2 separate regions of the Mus musculus genome follow, and region 2 is linked to region 1. A link is a loop called in an ENCODE intact Hi-C map of the cell type or tissue named here. Cell type or tissue: left cerebral cortex. All regions are shown on one strand. Each heading gives the region's core, and the rest is flanking DNA. Links, peaks and the distances in the headings are about the cores only.

Evidence for each region. Hi-C counts contacts between places; a loop is a spot of excess contacts. Peaks named below come from ENCODE experiments on the same cell type or tissue, not always from the same donor. Only the 100,000 strongest peaks of a DNase experiment are listed, where the experiment ranks them.
Region 2: a loop joins it to region 1, with 2.9 times the contacts of the local background. A loop is called at or near these places in 1 of 42 quality-filtered maps.

The regions. Positions count from the first base shown.
Region 1 is chr15:12,735,888-12,743,806 of GRCm38, forward strand. It overlaps Pdzd2 (PDZ domain containing 2), which reads right to left and starts at 4,005. Exons shown (of 26, transcript NM_001081064.2): 1 at 3,730-4,005. In left cerebral cortex, for the core only: a CTCF peak has its summit at 4,284; DNase peaks (open chromatin) are centred at 2,579, 3,505, 4,162 and 5,580; H3K4me3 peaks cover 2,554 bases; H3K27ac peaks cover 1,273 bases.
Region 2 is chr15:12,322,395-12,330,313 of GRCm38, forward strand. All of the region lies in intron 1 of Golph3 (golgi phosphoprotein 3), which reads left to right. Among named protein-coding and RNA genes, the nearest start is that of Golph3, 4.9 kb to the left of the region's middle. In left cerebral cortex, for the core only: CTCF peaks have their summits at 3,156 (motif pointing right) and 4,952; no DNase peak of the experiment used is centred there.

The DNA of each region.
Region 1 (7,919 bases), core at 2,200-6,199:
CAACTCTTTAATACAGTTTCTCATGTTGTGGTGACCCCCCCCTCCTCCAACTATAAAATTATTTTTGTTGTTACTTCAGAACTGTAATTTTGCTACTATTAATGAATTTACTGTAGATGTCTGTGTTGTCTGATGGTCCTAGGCAACCCTTGTAGAAAGGTTGTTTAGCCCCCACAGGGTTTGCAACTCACGGGTTGAGAACCGCTGCTTTAGACTGCTATCTTGGTCTCTGTTGGTGGCCTTTCCTTTTCATTTCTTTGGGCTCCAGCTTCCCAGACATAGGCTTTTCCTACATCAGGAACAAGCTGTGCTCAGCGTCCTACTGGGCACTCTGTGGACCCTGCTAACGCCAGAAAAAAAAGGCTCTAAGAGACTCAGCCTCCTCTTGGGTTTGGCTGTGATCTTTCGTGGACTCCTCTTCTTTGAGATAAATTTTTCCCTTATGATTGGTGTACCCAGACCTGGGCCACCTTTAGATGGGGATGCCCCCTCCACCAAGGTATGACTCACCCAGGCTCATGTGATCTCTAGGTCAAAGGAGCATCTATGTTATTCCTTTGCTGGCCCACTTGGAGCTCCTACTCAGGGTTTAGAGACCCCAGAGTGCATTCAGCCTGGGGCAGTTCTTCTGGATTCTTTTATTGTCTAGCCTGAGGCCACTGTTCCAGGTCTATTGTGGGAGGTCCTGGAGGTACATCCAGGGCAGCCTGATGAGCAGACTCTGCAGAGAGCAGTCAGAGAAGGAAGCATCATGACACTATGAGGGTCTTCCAGGGGATGGTGGCAGAGTCACAAAGGAGGCCCTCTAGATGGATCTTGATGAAGAAGAGGTTTGTCAGGATCATCAAAGAAGAAAGGATATTTCAGGACTCAGGGAAAACAGCTTTGAAAGGCAGATACCATAGCAGCTAAGGAAAGACTGTTCCTTGACTCATGTGTGTGTGTGTGTCATTGTGTGTGTGTCTTTGTGTGTATGCGTGTCTTTTGTGTGTGTGTGTGTCTTTCTGTGCGGTATGTTCTTTGTGTGTCTATGTGTGTGTGTTTCTCTTTATCTCTGTCTCTGTGCATGTCTTTCATTTGTGTGCGTATGTGTCTTTGTGTGTGTATGTGACCCTCTCTGTATCTCTCTCTGTGTGTATGTTCTTTGTGTGTCTATGTGTATCTCTCTATGTGTGCCTCTCTCTCTCTCTCTCTCTCTCTCTCTCTCTCTCTCTCTCTCTCGTGTATGTGTGCTGAATAATGTGGCAAGAGAGAAATCTCAGCAGTTTGAAGCTTACCCCATACATCCCCAGAGCCTTGACAAGTTTTACAAGTAGTAGTGAGAAAAGGAAGGCTGGGCTCAGTGGCTCAGTTGGTAAGGGTTCTCGCTATGCAAGCCCGTCCACCTGAGTTTAGCCCCTGGAACCTGTGATGAAAGGAGAAAACTGACTCCACAGAATGCTCCTCTCACTGCTACACCTGAGGCACGTCACATACTCACTCACACTCACCAACATGTACACACACACACAGAGAGAGAGAGAGAGAGAGAGAGAGAGAGAGAGTCTGAAAGGACTTCTCCAGATTGCTGCTTTGTCAGATGTTAAAACCCCAAACTCCCTAACTTGGCTCAACTACTTGTGCTCAGAGCCTGCAGGTGGGCTTTGTCTCTGCTCTCTGAATCCCACCCCTGCCCCACAGTTGATGACTCTTTTCTGTCTTCCTCACAAGCTGCCATCCACTAGCTTAGACCTTCACTGCCTCCTCGACCATCGCGCTGCAAGAATCTCCTCATTAGACTCGACGTCTCTCCTCTCCCTGTCTCAGTTCTTTCCACAAGAATTTCCCGGAAGCAAATACCTGATTGTGATAGACCCTTGTTCAAAAATCCCAACTATTTCCCAACTGTCTGGAAAACCAGATTCATGTGGGTCAAAGCTCAGTCTCTGGTGCCATGAAAGAATCCAAAGACAGGATCAACCTTTCTGCATACACTTCCTCCTCTAGGTGGACCCCCGCAAAGCTCCACAATCCCCACAGTGAAAAGGGGGCTTTGTTCTCCTCCATACCCCTAAGATGTTTTATTTGGAACTTACTTAAATTTAGCAATTTAATCATACCTTCATTCCTTCACCCACTAAGCATAGAGAATTTACTCTAAAGCCAGAGGGCTCTAGCTTGTATCATCGCTATAAAGAGACATCTCTCCTGCTACACTGAAACGCTTGCCAGCAGGGACAGAGTCTCTTTACTCTGTGCACTTCCCTTGGAAGCCCTAGACCCAGCAAACCACAGGTGCTCCAAATGATTGAAATGAATAGAGGAATTATCATACGTTTCCTTAAATAGTAAACTGCCGTAAGTGCATCCAAAATCAATTTCAATGATAGATGTAAAGCGCCATTCAATATCCTTTTTCTTTTTCTAGGCGGTTATTAACTATGCCAAGGGGATGCATTTATATACCTCACATGGTTCTGATTTTTTTCCCAACACCTACCAGCCCTGCTACTCCTACCCGGTAACACACCACACAAGCTCACACCACGGTGTAGCTTTTATAGTAGCAGCAGTTCCTGGCTCATCCAAATAGAAGAAGAAATTCATGGAGCTAGAACAACCACCCACAGCCAGGGGTGTGCTCTGAGAGATTTTATTCCGCCCTCACAAGCAGTCCTCCCACACCACACCTGCCAGCGTGTACCTACCTGGCTCCCACCCAGAAGGCACGGGCCAGAAAAAGCTGACCCAGTAGAAACAGTCGAGACCCTATCGCCCAAGCCTGGAGCAGAGATGAATGTGGGAGGTTCCTCCCCCCCCCCCCCCCCAAGAGAAGTGCTGTGAAGATTCAGGGGTGTGTCTGCAAGAGAAACTCACTTTCTTTGGTCACTCCACAACCACTTAACCTTCAGGAGCTTCATTGTGACTTGTCAAGCAAAACCCATGGAAGAGGCAAGCCCCAGCTCAGGCCTCCACAATGCCCAAATCTCCAGTATATGCCTGGACTCTGGAATGCCCCAGTGTCCGACTTTCCAGTGTTTGCCACCAGCACATGCCAGACCTGGTGTGACTCCAGGGTCCCTTATCAAGAGCTATGCAGAGAGCAGGGCTGCTGAAGGGCCGCTGGTAAACTTCTGTCCAGGGTCCTAGATGCTCCCCCCACCACAATTCAGTCTTGTGCTTCATTGGGAAAGGCGGGCAGGTGGTTTTTTTTTTGGGGGGGGGGACTTCAGGAAGAAATACTTTCCTACTGGAACATCCCTTATCTCCCTGGCAGATGACATTAAACCCCCAAAGATGCCCTTGCTCTTCATGCGGACTCTTTCTCGCGCCACTTAGTGGGCAGGGGGGTTAGCGAGAGATGAAGCGCGGGAGGATGGTCCTTAAAACAGTAACTGGCTAAGGTAGAGAGACAAACCAACACACTGGGATAAGGATTCTTGGCCCGATTTAGGCGTCCCAGGCAAGGCGCCTCCGGTTATCCCGCTGTCTCCATCTCGCTCCGCCCAACCTCTCTCCTCCACTGTGCCCCTCTTACCTCCCACTAGAAGGAAGAGGAGTTTGCGCCACCTAACGCGGGGACCCACTTGGGTGCCCTCACTCGCCTCTTTGCTTGAACTGGGATCCCCACACCCGATTGTCACTGAACTTTCTCCAGCGCACACCGTCTTGGGGTTATCGAGCTCAGCTACCCCGCTAGCCCACCCGAAGCCCCACCCCCGTCGCGGCTGCGGCGCCAGGTCTCTTCACCTGTTCGCGGATCGGCGGAGGCTCGAGCCGCTCCTGGAGCGTCCAGACTCAGGCGCCGCCCGGCGGTGCCGGCGCAGCTACCGCCGCCCCTGCCACCACCACCACCGGTGCTGTTGCCGCGCCTGCCGGGAGAAGCCGCGCCGCAGGGGTTTGCTGGTTGCCGCCGGAGGCGCGATCCCGAGCGTCTTGCGATCGGTGGGGCGCTTGGAGGGCGCCCGCCGCAGCCGCCCCGCCGCGTCCCACTGCCCGCCGCTAGTACGCACTGGCGCTGGGAGTGAGCTTCTCGCTGCGCAGCGCAGGGATGCTCCGAGCCTCCAGAATGGGCGGGGATTCCTTCCCTCTGCTGGATCCGAGGGGCGGGAACTACCTTCCCGGAGTGACAGGCCCAGGGGGCGGGGATTCCCCTGCAGGAATGACAAGGTGGGCGGGGATTCCCCCGAGCAAGCCCCTGAGCGGGGAGGACCGCTCTCCCAGGGAAACAGCAGTCCTAGTGCGCCGGCTTCCTGGGGATCCTGGGAGGAACCGATCCAGGGAGACTGCGGCTCAGAAACGCCATGTAGGCAGGGCTTGGGGCGCCATCTAGGTGGAAGAACTAGAGCTAGGAGGTTTAATTTCCTTTTGCATAGCACTTAACATAGCACATAGCGGAGAAAAATGTCAATTGCCTTATCAGAGATTGGGTGGGGAGGCCCAGGGAGACCGGAGAAAAGCCAACCATCCATCCACTGGCCTCTGGTCCTTAGGATACTTAATATAGTCTTGGTATGAGCATTCCTCGGGAGAGAGAACCTCTTTGCGTCTTAAGAACCTCAGAGCTGTTAATCCTTCAATTAAGCCGCTAGAGGAAATTCCATGGGCCCCAGGATGGAGGATTTGGACGTTGTGAACCTCCTTCTGAGTGAACCTCAAGAGCTAAGGCCAACTGCCCTTCGTTTTATTCCAGGTCACTGGGAAAACGGGAGCCTCTAGCTTTTTGGATGCTTCATCCCACAGATTTTCAGGAAGTCTTCAAATATTTTTGGTTCCCTTTTTTTTTTTTTTTTTTTTTTTGTCATCCTTGTCATTCTGCCTACCACAGGGAGAGGACGATAAGAACATAATAGGGAGACCGCACGGCTCTGCAAATTAAGCTCTCTTGAGAGGAAAAAGCTGGTCTTTTTCAAGTGCTGGCAGATAAGGGTAAAAACATAGGAAAAATTACAAACCTCGGGATCATGAGTTGGTGAATAATGCTTTTGACATTTTCTGCAGAACAGTAATTGGAAATCTTTTGCTTTGAGGGAGGTGAGGATACGTTGGAGCATGGCTAGGCTCTAGATTTGCCCAGCAAAGCATTAAGAGCTGCTCTCTTGGAAGAGCAGCTACGTCACCTGCAGCCCTCATGGAGTGTCCCTCAGCACCAGAGACCAGAGTAGACCCAAGGCGTTTCTAGATAGTATTTTCAGCAAGTGTTGGGGTTCTTGGATTCAGCTTTTCCTTGGCGTTTATAATTCCCAATCCACAGAGATCAATGTCTATACAAATCCAGGCCTGGGTATTATAAACGGCAGTCTTCACCGCCTGAAAGCTTCTCCTCCTGTCTATAGAGAAAACCCTTACCATGCAGAACGGAGCAGTGGATTGTTCTGTGTAGCGCTTAGGAGGTGTTCAATGAAATAGGCACCATTGCCTAGAAAGGTGTTATTAGGATGCCACTAAAAATCCTCCCACAATTATGCAGTGCTATCTGTTTGTTCAGCGATCCCAGGCTCAGCTGCCACCACCCCCTCCCAATCTCAGGAGCCATGAAGAGGCCACCTGTGTCTTTTAAGCCTCTGTACTCCCCACCTGGCACAGCGCTGCTATGCATCCAGCTCGCAACTGAATATGCAAATGGTCACCACTCCAAAGGTTCTCATTGCTCCCTCTCACTCAGCCGGTTCCAGTCCTTCCAGCCCGCTCTGTGCTCCAACAAGAAGAGTGTTTCTTTTGTCAGAAGGACACTCTCCCTTTCCAGGCTCTACTGAGATCCCTCACAACACAAGCATCAGGTGCCCTCTTCCTCCTCATCTGCTACAAAAGTAGCACTTCATTCATGACAACAGAGCCCTTCCCAGGTGTGCTAAGTTGAGGAGCTGGGAGTACGTGGAAGCAAAAAACAGATCTTAGGATGTTTCTAAAGTTCAGTGCATCATGGTGTCCAGTCAAATAGCCAGCCTCTCTAAAACACGAACAAAAGCAAAGCGAGCTACTACTAGTGTGTTGGGGAGACGACTCACTTGCCATGCAATCGTAAGGATCTGGGTTTGAATCTCCGGACCCCAACTAAAGCCAGGCGTGGTAGTGCATTATTAATCCAAGCGTGCCTTCAGTGAGATTAGAAGCACGGTCTAGGGGAATCCTAAGAAGCTTGGACCCCTTCCTAGTGTAGGAACAGTAAACAGTAACAACAAAGAGAGCTTGTAGACAAGGTGGAAGGTGGAAACTAACACTTCAGGTTGTCTACTGGCCTCCACAGGTTTGCAATGTCACATACACACACACACACACACACACACACACACACAGAGAGAGAGAGAGAGAGAGAGAGAGAGAGAGAGAGAGAGAGAGAGAGAGGAGAGAGGCACATGCATAAAGGTGGGCGAATTATTAAATATATGTGTGAGTCATGCTACACATAATATATACAGTTGGGTGCTTTTGTTATCTGCCTCATCCAGGCACTGCCCTGCTGACCTGATTAAAATGCTTCTGGTTCCAATCAGTTTTCATCTGCTATCTTTCAGGAACGTTTTCAAGAGTTCTTGTTCCTCCGTCAACAGTAGTTCAACTCATATGAGGTCCAATCAAATGCATGGAGATTTTGTTTTGCCCTTGCAGTCTTGTCAATTTGAAAACTGGCAAGTGAAGTCATTTCAGTGCCGGTGTTTGAAGATCAAAATGTAAATCCTCTCTGCCCTCTTGTCAAATATTGAGTCACAGATTAGTATGTCTATCTAGGTTGCCACTTTAATTTATTGTTCAAAATGTGCGTGGTGTGAAAGAGGAAGTAGGGTGCAGAAAAACTAAAGACTCTGGTGTGCTGGCTAGTTTCACGTCAACTTGACACAAGTTAGAGTTATCTGAAAGAAGGGAGCTCCAGTTGAGAAAATGCCTCCATAAGATCAGATTAATGGGGGAGGGCCTAGTTCACTTTAGGTGGTGCCATCCCTGAGTTCCTGGTCCTGAGTTCTATAAGAAACAGGTTGAGTAAGCCAAGGGAAGCAAGCCAGTAAGCAACATCCCTCCATGGCCTCTGCATCAACTCCTGCCTCCAGGTTCCTGCCATGTTTGAGTTCCTGTCCTGACTTCCTTCGATGATAAAGCCAAATAAACCCTGTCCTCCCCAAGTTGCTTTGGTCATGGTGTTCTGTCACAGCAATAGCGACTCTAAGACAGCAGGTAATAATGATGAACAGAGAAAGAAACCTATTGTCTCAGCCATCACGTATTGGTGACAGGCTAATGGCATGTCCTTTAGGAGCAGTCCTCAGACTGCACTGACATTCGGTCCGTCTCCAAGCTTTCTTAGGAAGCAGAATCCACCCGCCAGTTTGCTTCTCCACCTATTTCCGCAAGAGACACCGGATGCTTCAATACTTTCCATTGCTCCTCCTCCTCTGCTCGTCCAAGCTCATTTCCAGGGAGGAAAAGGAGCTTTAATCAACTGCTTGTGGGTTCCCTCTCTTCTCTCGGGCTCTGTGGAGTCATTTTACCCTCAAACCAGAATCTGGTTTCCCATTTACTTAGGTAATGCAATGTGCCATCCCCGGGCCAAGAAAGGGCTTAAAAAGACAAGTAACTGCTGGATCAAAACAGACTATGTTTAAGGATTCCTCTGAGATGGGAAACTTCTGTCCTTAAGCTCCTCACCCCCGCTCTGCCCGCCCCCCCCCCCAGACCATCATGCTCTGGGTTTGAGTAAGTTGGCCATGCCAAGGTGGGGGTGGAATGGGATCTTGTATCTTTCATTCTTAACTCAAAGCCCAGTGGCTGGCACGTGGGCGAGCCACGATGGGAGGCCTGGAGAAACTCGGCAGCTGAGGAGCCACCAGACAAGAAGCAGCCCAGGCTCACACATTCCAATACATGATGGCGGCAGTAACAGATTTCATTTTAAACCTTGATGAACATTTTGTAGCGTTTATTGGTCTCAGGCCAAATCTTTTATT
Region 2 (7,919 bases), core at 1,605-5,604, 410 kb before region 1:
CTTATGTAAAACTTGAGTTGCGGCGCGCGGTTAAGAAATTAGCAAAGTTGTTTTTACTGGGTATTGTTTTAAAAAGTCAATACTAAGTTGATATAAAACCTAGGAAGTTACTTTTTGGATGAACTTGGTTTGAGCGAGCGATGAGTTAGTTTTGCGGTTAGATCTGCTGTCGTCCTTTCCGTTTTGCCATTTTAAGGGAGGGCTTGTGAAGAGCTGGGAGGAATACCAAGTTTGCGCTTTGATGAAAGACTGCAAAGATTTAGGTAGGCTTAAGTTGTGTTCTGACGTTTGGAAAGGTCACCCCAGATATTTAGGAATTTCACACATATAAGTTGAAAAAGTGCAAGTGTCCGTCTTTTAAATGTCTGGATTCTGTAGTTAATGTTTGATTGATTTTATTAATACCCATCCATCTCTAAAGATGATTATTTTTAAGGGCAGACTTGCAGGATTGGATGTTTCATAAATCATGTATGATGAGGTGGCCCGGAAGTTTGTTTCGTTTCAGTGTGGAAACTCTAGACAACACATTTTGAGAGTCAGACAGAAAGGTATTGGATCTTGTTTTTAAATACGTTTTCAGAATTCAGGAAGGAGGACAAGAAACAAACCAGAACAAAACTCAGTTCATCCTATAAAACAGTTTTTTAGTTCCTCAGACTTAGCAGCGGTAGAGAGCTGAGTTTTTCCAGGGACTGTTTGTGGTTCCCGGATATTAGATACTACCCAGGGAAGTGCTTCTTGATGCCTTAATACCATTCAGCTTGAAGACACTTAATGGCCCTCAGGCTGTGAAAGGGGCACAGTACCTGTTTAATTACAGTTATTATGAGGAATGCGGTGGTGTGTGTTTCATTTTTAGTTGTGGAGTGAAAAGCTAGATGTTAGTGTGTGGCAATGCGATTTTAGAGAGCATTCACTTAGGAAGTAATTAGATTTTGAAAGCAGGCTTCTTGTAATACACATTTATCTTTCCTTCCCTCCTTCCCTACTTTGGAACAAAACAGATTATGAGACATTTCTAGGAAGTACAAGAAAAACAAAATGAAGGTTACATTCCTGGGTCAGCATTTTGGTTCTGTATGCTAGAACTCGGTAAAGCTACAACGGAACAAAAAAAATTATTTTTGGTATTGTCACATTGAGAAACAATGGTGGAAAAATACCTTTTACTTTAGAAGCCTTACTCTGAATTTTTAATATAAAGCTGTTACCAGTTATTTTTCTGTGATTGGTTCCCGTGAAGATAATCTGAAGAATTTTTTGAATTTAATGCTACTACAACATTCAACTAGTTTTGTTTTGTTTTGTTTTTTAAACAATGGAAGTTCTTTGATGGCAGGTAACTGAGACCATCTGTTGTGGTTGTTTTGTATAAGTATACTTCATAAGTCATGGCCAAGGTTCAGCCAGGCACTAATTTGTAGCATGTGGGGGTGGGCACTTGTTTTTAAAAAAATGTAGGTACATATTTTTTCTTTCATCAAGTGTGTACACAGTAGTGACTAGTCCTATAAACCTATCACCCAGTCTATTTGGGGGATGGTCCCCTTGTCTTTTTTTTTTTTTTTTTTTTTTAAAAGACAAAGTCTTGGTTTCCTGGCTCTGTTTCCGTAGCCACTTAAGCTTTGTTCAATTTGTTATTAACTTAGGTTCTAGGGATTGGGAATATACAGCTCGGTTGATAGAGTGCTTTGGATGAAGTTCTGAATTTGATTCCTTCCTCTGCACAGACTGGGCTTGGAAGCCCATCATGCCTATACTTCCACTTGGGAGGCAAGCCTATCAGAAGTTCAGGGTCACCTTCACCTACATAGAAAGTCAGAGGCCAGCCTGGGCTACATGAGAAGCCATTGGCTTCAGATTATTTACATGGAGTTTTGTTTAAAGTCTTTGTTAGGTCTCAAACTCAGGAAGTATAGCTGCTAGCCAAGGTGCCTATCAGAGCAGACACTGGCTACCTGTCTCAGCATCGCCTATACCTGTTAAGAGTCCTGACTCTTCTTAGCACTTTCATCCAGCCCTCCTACCCTCAACCTCTGCAGCCCCTGAGCTTCACTCCCTTCCCTCAGCTGCTCTGCTCTCTATAACCCTGCCTTTTGGCTATGTGGTCTCTTGGCCTCTTGCTCTCTTTGTCTCCTGGCTTACTCCAGCCTCTTGGCTCTTGTTTCTTCTCTCCAGCCTCCTATCCCCCTCACATGCCAGGTTCAGAGTGGACCTTTCCAGATGCCTGTTTATCCCCTCTACACTAAACCTTCCTACTTCAAACCTAGGAACAGTCATGTCCTCATTCAGTCCTGACTATAGTTTTGTTTTATTTTATTTATTTTTTTAGGTTCGAGGTAGCTTTTCAGGTTTTTTCTTTTCTTAAAACATCCAAGGGCTGGAGAGATGGCTCAGGAGTTCAGAGCACTGACTGCTCTTCCAGAGGGTTCAATTCCTAGCAACCACATGGTGGCTCACAACCGTCTGTAATGGGATCCGATGTCCTCTTCTGGTGTATCTGGAGTGTATTTATTTGTATACATAAGTAAATCGTAACAAACAAACAAACAAACAAAACACACACACACACACACACACACACACACACACACAACAACAGCAACCGAAAAACAAAAAAGCCCAAGCCTAGGCTCATTCATAGGTTCTGGGTACTTAATCTGGGTGAAGTGTCAGTGAGTGATATTTAGAGGCCACTGCTAGAATGTCAGATAGGTTCACTCATGAATTCCAATTAAGTAATTGGCAAGATTTCTGTGGATGGTTGGGGGCAGAGCAGGACAAATAGTAAATATTTTCTCTTCATTATTTATTTGTGTTTTTTTCCATTGAAGCCTTGAGTAGTTTCAGGATACTTGAGAATGACCATAAATAACCAAAAAGTTATATTAAAATATTTTTTTAAGAAGACTAAACTGAAGGGTCTCACACATATTGTACCACTAACTGTAACAATGACCCCCTTAAATAACTTGAATTATTTTATTGGTGGTAGGTCTAAATACTTAAGGTGAGATCTGATCATCTCATTTACTTGCCTATTTAAAGGTTTATTTATTTTTATTTTCTGTGTATGAATGCTTTGCCCCCATATTTGTATGTATGTACATCTAGTTTGTGTATCCAAGGAGGCCAGAAGAGGGCATTAGGTCCCTGAAACTAGAGTTATAGGTGGTTGGAAGCTTCCATGTGGGTACTTAAAATTGAACCTGGGTCTTCTGGAAGAACAGCCAGTGCTCTTAACCACTGAGCTGTCTCTCCAGCCTCAGTTTGACTACTTTAAATGACCAATTTAATCTAGTGTTTGGTGGCTGGGTAAGATTGTTAAAGTGCTTACCACACAAACACGAGGCCTTGCTTCCCAGCTCTCTCTGGAAAAGCTGGGAGTGATGTCACAGGTTGATGCAGAGTGAAGCTCCTGGACCAGCCATCCTAGCCATTCAGCAAGCTCCAGACCAGTGTGAGACTCGCCTGAAAGCCAAGATGGTTGGCATCTGAGGGCAACACTGAAGTTGACTGCCGACCTCTACACGATCACATATGTACAGACACCTACAGAAACAGGGAGAAAGAAAATGGCCTGTTGAGTAGAAGTGAGGCTTTGTCGTCCTTCTCTTTACATACTATGCAAGAGTTTCAGAATTCTCACAAATGTGGAAAATGGTCACTTCACGTGCTTGGGGGGGTGTACTTTTGTGGCACTTATTGCTAACACTTTACTGTACTTTCCCCCTTTGTCTTTGCGAAGCCCTAGAATTTTAGCTTTTTATTATTTACTTATTTATCCATTCATTTACTTATTTATTTTTGAGTCTCAGGGTTTATCTACGTAGTCCTGGCTGTTCTGGAACTCTGTTGATGAGGCTGGCCTTGAACTCACAGAGGTCCTTCTCCCTCTGCCTACAGAGTGCTGGGACTAAAGGGGGTGTGCCACCATTGCCTGATAGGATTGCTTGTTTGTTTCTTGTGTTTTAGATAGGGTCTGATGAAGGCCAGGCTGGTTTCCTTGACCTCTCTCTGGGTCCTCTTGTCTCTGTCTCCCTAATGTTAGGCTTACTGACAGCTTTGGAATGGCTTCTTGAGGTATCCTCCTATTGTTTTGTGTTATAGTTAAGTCTTGTCCAGTCAGTTGCCCTCCACTGAGGCTTTGGAAGAAAAAGAGGCTGAAAGGAAACCTTTTCAGAACAGCCTTCTTGTGTGTACTGTACTCCTGAATGTTGTTGTTTTGTTTGGTTGTGTTTTAGTTTTCTCCCTGTCTTTTTCTAGTGTGGTTTTTTTTTTTTTTTTTTTTGTCATCTGATTTTTCTAAGGTTTAATAGCTTTTAGTAACATCTTCTTTAAAGATACATTTCTAAAGTCCTAAGAGCTCTACTGCAGTAACACTTGAATAGTATGTAGTGATTAGGTGGGTTTGTTTAGAGAAAAGATGGTATTTGGCATGCCTCAAATTTCCTGGCAGTTCTTGAATCTGAAGTCTTCTTGAACTGGTGATCCTCTCCTCTCTGCCTCCCCAAGACTGAGATGGCAGGCTGTGTGGCAAGACTTAGGAAGTTTAAAAGATGAAACTGACTTTGTTGTTTTCACACTGTCCCCCAAAATTTGTTCATTTTGAAATAATGTTTAGAACACAGTATTTATCAAGATGTATAACTGTTTTGTAAACATTTTACCTCTATGAAGTTAATGTAAAATAGTGCTATTCTTAAACCTATAAGCCAGATAGTTATTGAGCTCAGTTTTAGAATTTCAAGGTGTGTTAAAAGTTTGTAGTAATTAAAAAAAAAACACACATAAAAGCTTCAAGAGTTTTGAATTTTGTAATTTCTTTTCTAATACTAACTATATTCTTTTGATATTTTTGAAGGGTTTGAATTTTCATCTCTTTAAGCCAAATATAAAATTTAGAGCCTATATGAAAAATAAGCTGTAAAGATTGCAACCTGTTGGCGTACTACAGTATTGCAATGTAACCTTGTGTATACACTATAGTGTTATAATGTGGCATGCACTAACACACACACAGACTTAAAAAGAAAACAGAATATTTTTCTTCTTGTTTCATAAACATTAGATTGACAGGGGAGATGTCCCAGGGGTGCTGGTAGAGGATCTCAGTTTGGGTAGCCAGAACTCTCATAAACTGGGTCTCATCAAGGCCCTTCTGTAATTCCAGGGCTCTTGAATCAGTATGGGTGCTGGAGACAGCAGAATTCCTGGAAGCTTCCAGGCTAACTAGCCTGGTGTGTGCAACAGTGAACAACAAAGACCCTGTCTCAAGGAGTCCAGTTGAAGATGGCTTGGCTGAACTGACTCCTGCAAGTTGTGCTCTGACCTACAATGAAGTAGTGTGTGTGTGTGTGTGTGTGTGTGTGTGTGTGTGTGTGTGTATGTGTCTCCTGTATGATGAACAAACATACAAATAAATGTAGCAAAATCTGGGTGGTAGAAAGCAAGGGCTGAACTTTGAGGTTGGTTCTGTAATTGCACAAATTGGTACAGCCACATTCACACATGCATACACATGCACACAGGCATTCATACATGAGATAGAGCAATAGAGAATGGTAGAATCTTACTAGCATGTTATTGTCCTTCATTTTAGTGTTTTGATGGTGCTGGGGATTTAACCCAGGCCTTGCACCCGCTAACCAAGTAGCACTCTAAGCCAAATTACATGTCCGTTGTAAAGTTAATTTAGCCTTAGTGAGTTGTGTTTGGTTTACATGCTTTACTAGAGAAACTGTCCACTTGGTGTCAACAGGTGCAGTTTAAAACTTTTGCTTCTACAGTTGACTATCTCACCTTGACTCAGTAAATAGTCTAAGTACATCATACACTCACTGAAGGTAACATTATTCCCAAGAGAATGAACACTGATTTTTGGGGGTGGTCTTGGAAAAAACGTCTTCCTTTCGTGTATAGAGAGGTGAGACATCCAGAATGTCCATCTTACATTCATGAAGGAAGAGATGGGGGGGGGGTGAAAACTGGTGGAGAGACCGAGGCTTCTTACATGTGTTTGCATTTAGATCACCTTAGAAACCATTTCTGGTTTCTGTGGTGGAAATCATATTACACTTTGGTGTATTTGGCAATGAGGATGGCACCCGGGGCCTTGGCACCCTACCTACATGGTCTGAACTACATCCCTTCCCTAGAAATTATTTTCTATGAAAGGGGGGCAGTGGAACATGCCTCTGACAACTTGGGAGGCTGAGGCAGGGGGACTGCTGATCTCAGCCCTTGGAGGAGGCCAGTCTGGACAACATAGCTCCTTTCTCAAAGAACAGCTCTGTTGATAGAAATTTCATTTATAACAGAATTTGACTGAGACTAGTATGAATTCTAGAAAGTTACTAGTTAACATTTTAGTAGTAATTTTTAGAGAGCATGGAAGATAACCTGTATCTGTCCATCCCTGGCTTTTTGAGAAAGACTTCAGATTGGAGGGCTTACAGTCAGCTTTTGGTGATTACTGCCCCCTTGGGATTTTTTTCCTGGTCAGGACTGAACTTGGGACCTTGTGCTGGCTGTGGATTCTCTTTAAGTGTTCTACCTCTAAACGACCATCCTTGCCCTACCCTAGTTCCCCTCCCTCCCTCCCTTCCAGATTTATTTTATGTGCAAGAGTGTTTTGCCTGAATGTATGCATATAGCATGAGCATGCCTGGGGCCCTTGGAGATCAAGGCATCCCAGGCTTCAGAGCCTCTAAAACCAGAGTTTTGTGGATGGTTAATGAGCCAGCATGTTGGTTCTAGGAACTAAACTTGGGTCTTCTGCAAAATCCGGTGCTCTTAGCTACTAATCCCCCAACCCCCCAGTTTCAGTTTCTTATACAATTGTTAAATAATTTTATACCATTTAAAACAAAAAACAGAAATTACATGTATTTAAATTTAGTTATTGAGTAGGATTTGCCAGTTTTTGAGATTAAACAAGTTTAACTGGTAATTCGTATTTTCAGTTAATCAAAATATGTCATTCATGTATCAGTTCCTTTGCTAAGTGCTGAGGTTTCTAAGATTTTTAGCTTTTTTTTTTTTAAAGATTTATTTATTTATTTATTTATTACATGTAAGTACACTGTAGCTGTCTTCAGACCCTCCAGAAGAGGGAGTCAGATCTCATTACGGATGGTTGTGAGCCACCATGTGGTTGCTGGGATTTGAACTTCGGACCTTCAGAAGAGCAGTCGGGTGCTCTTACCCACTGAGCCATCTCACCAGCCTAGATTTTTAGCTTTTAAGGGACAATCAGTATACATAGGAGACAGCACTCCAGATGATTTGGGTATGATTGGATACCAACTTCAGAGAAAAACAGAAGGTGTAGACTAGGGACTAGAGAAGAACCCTCAGATCAGGAGCCATGGGACTATTGTCCTAGTTATATTTCTGTTGCTGTGATTTAAACAAATAAACATCACTAAAGGTAATTTGGACAGGAAAGGATTTATTTCAGCTTATAGTTGTAGTCTGTCATAAAGGAAAGTCAAGATAGAAAATGTAACCAGGCACCGAAGCAGAGCCCACAGGGATGCTGGCTTGTTCCTGGCTTGCTCAGTTACTTTCTTATATATGCAAGACCACCTGCTGGAGACGGCATCACCCATAGTGGGATGGGTCCTTCCACATCAATCATCTATCAAGAAAGTACCCTACAGGCTTGCATATAGGATAATCTTATGGGGACCTTTTCTCAATTTAGGTTCTCTCTTGTGGCTGTAGTTTGTGTCAAATTGACAAAGTAACCAACACAAACTACCCATGGTTTTGACTTGTAGCTTTGTCTTTTTTGACTCCTCCTTGGGAGAACTAGACTAAATGTTTTTGAATTTTTAGACCTCATTGTTTCCTGGGCAAAACAGACCTCTATTTGTGGTCTGTCTCATAACCTGTTATAGGACCTAAGGGCT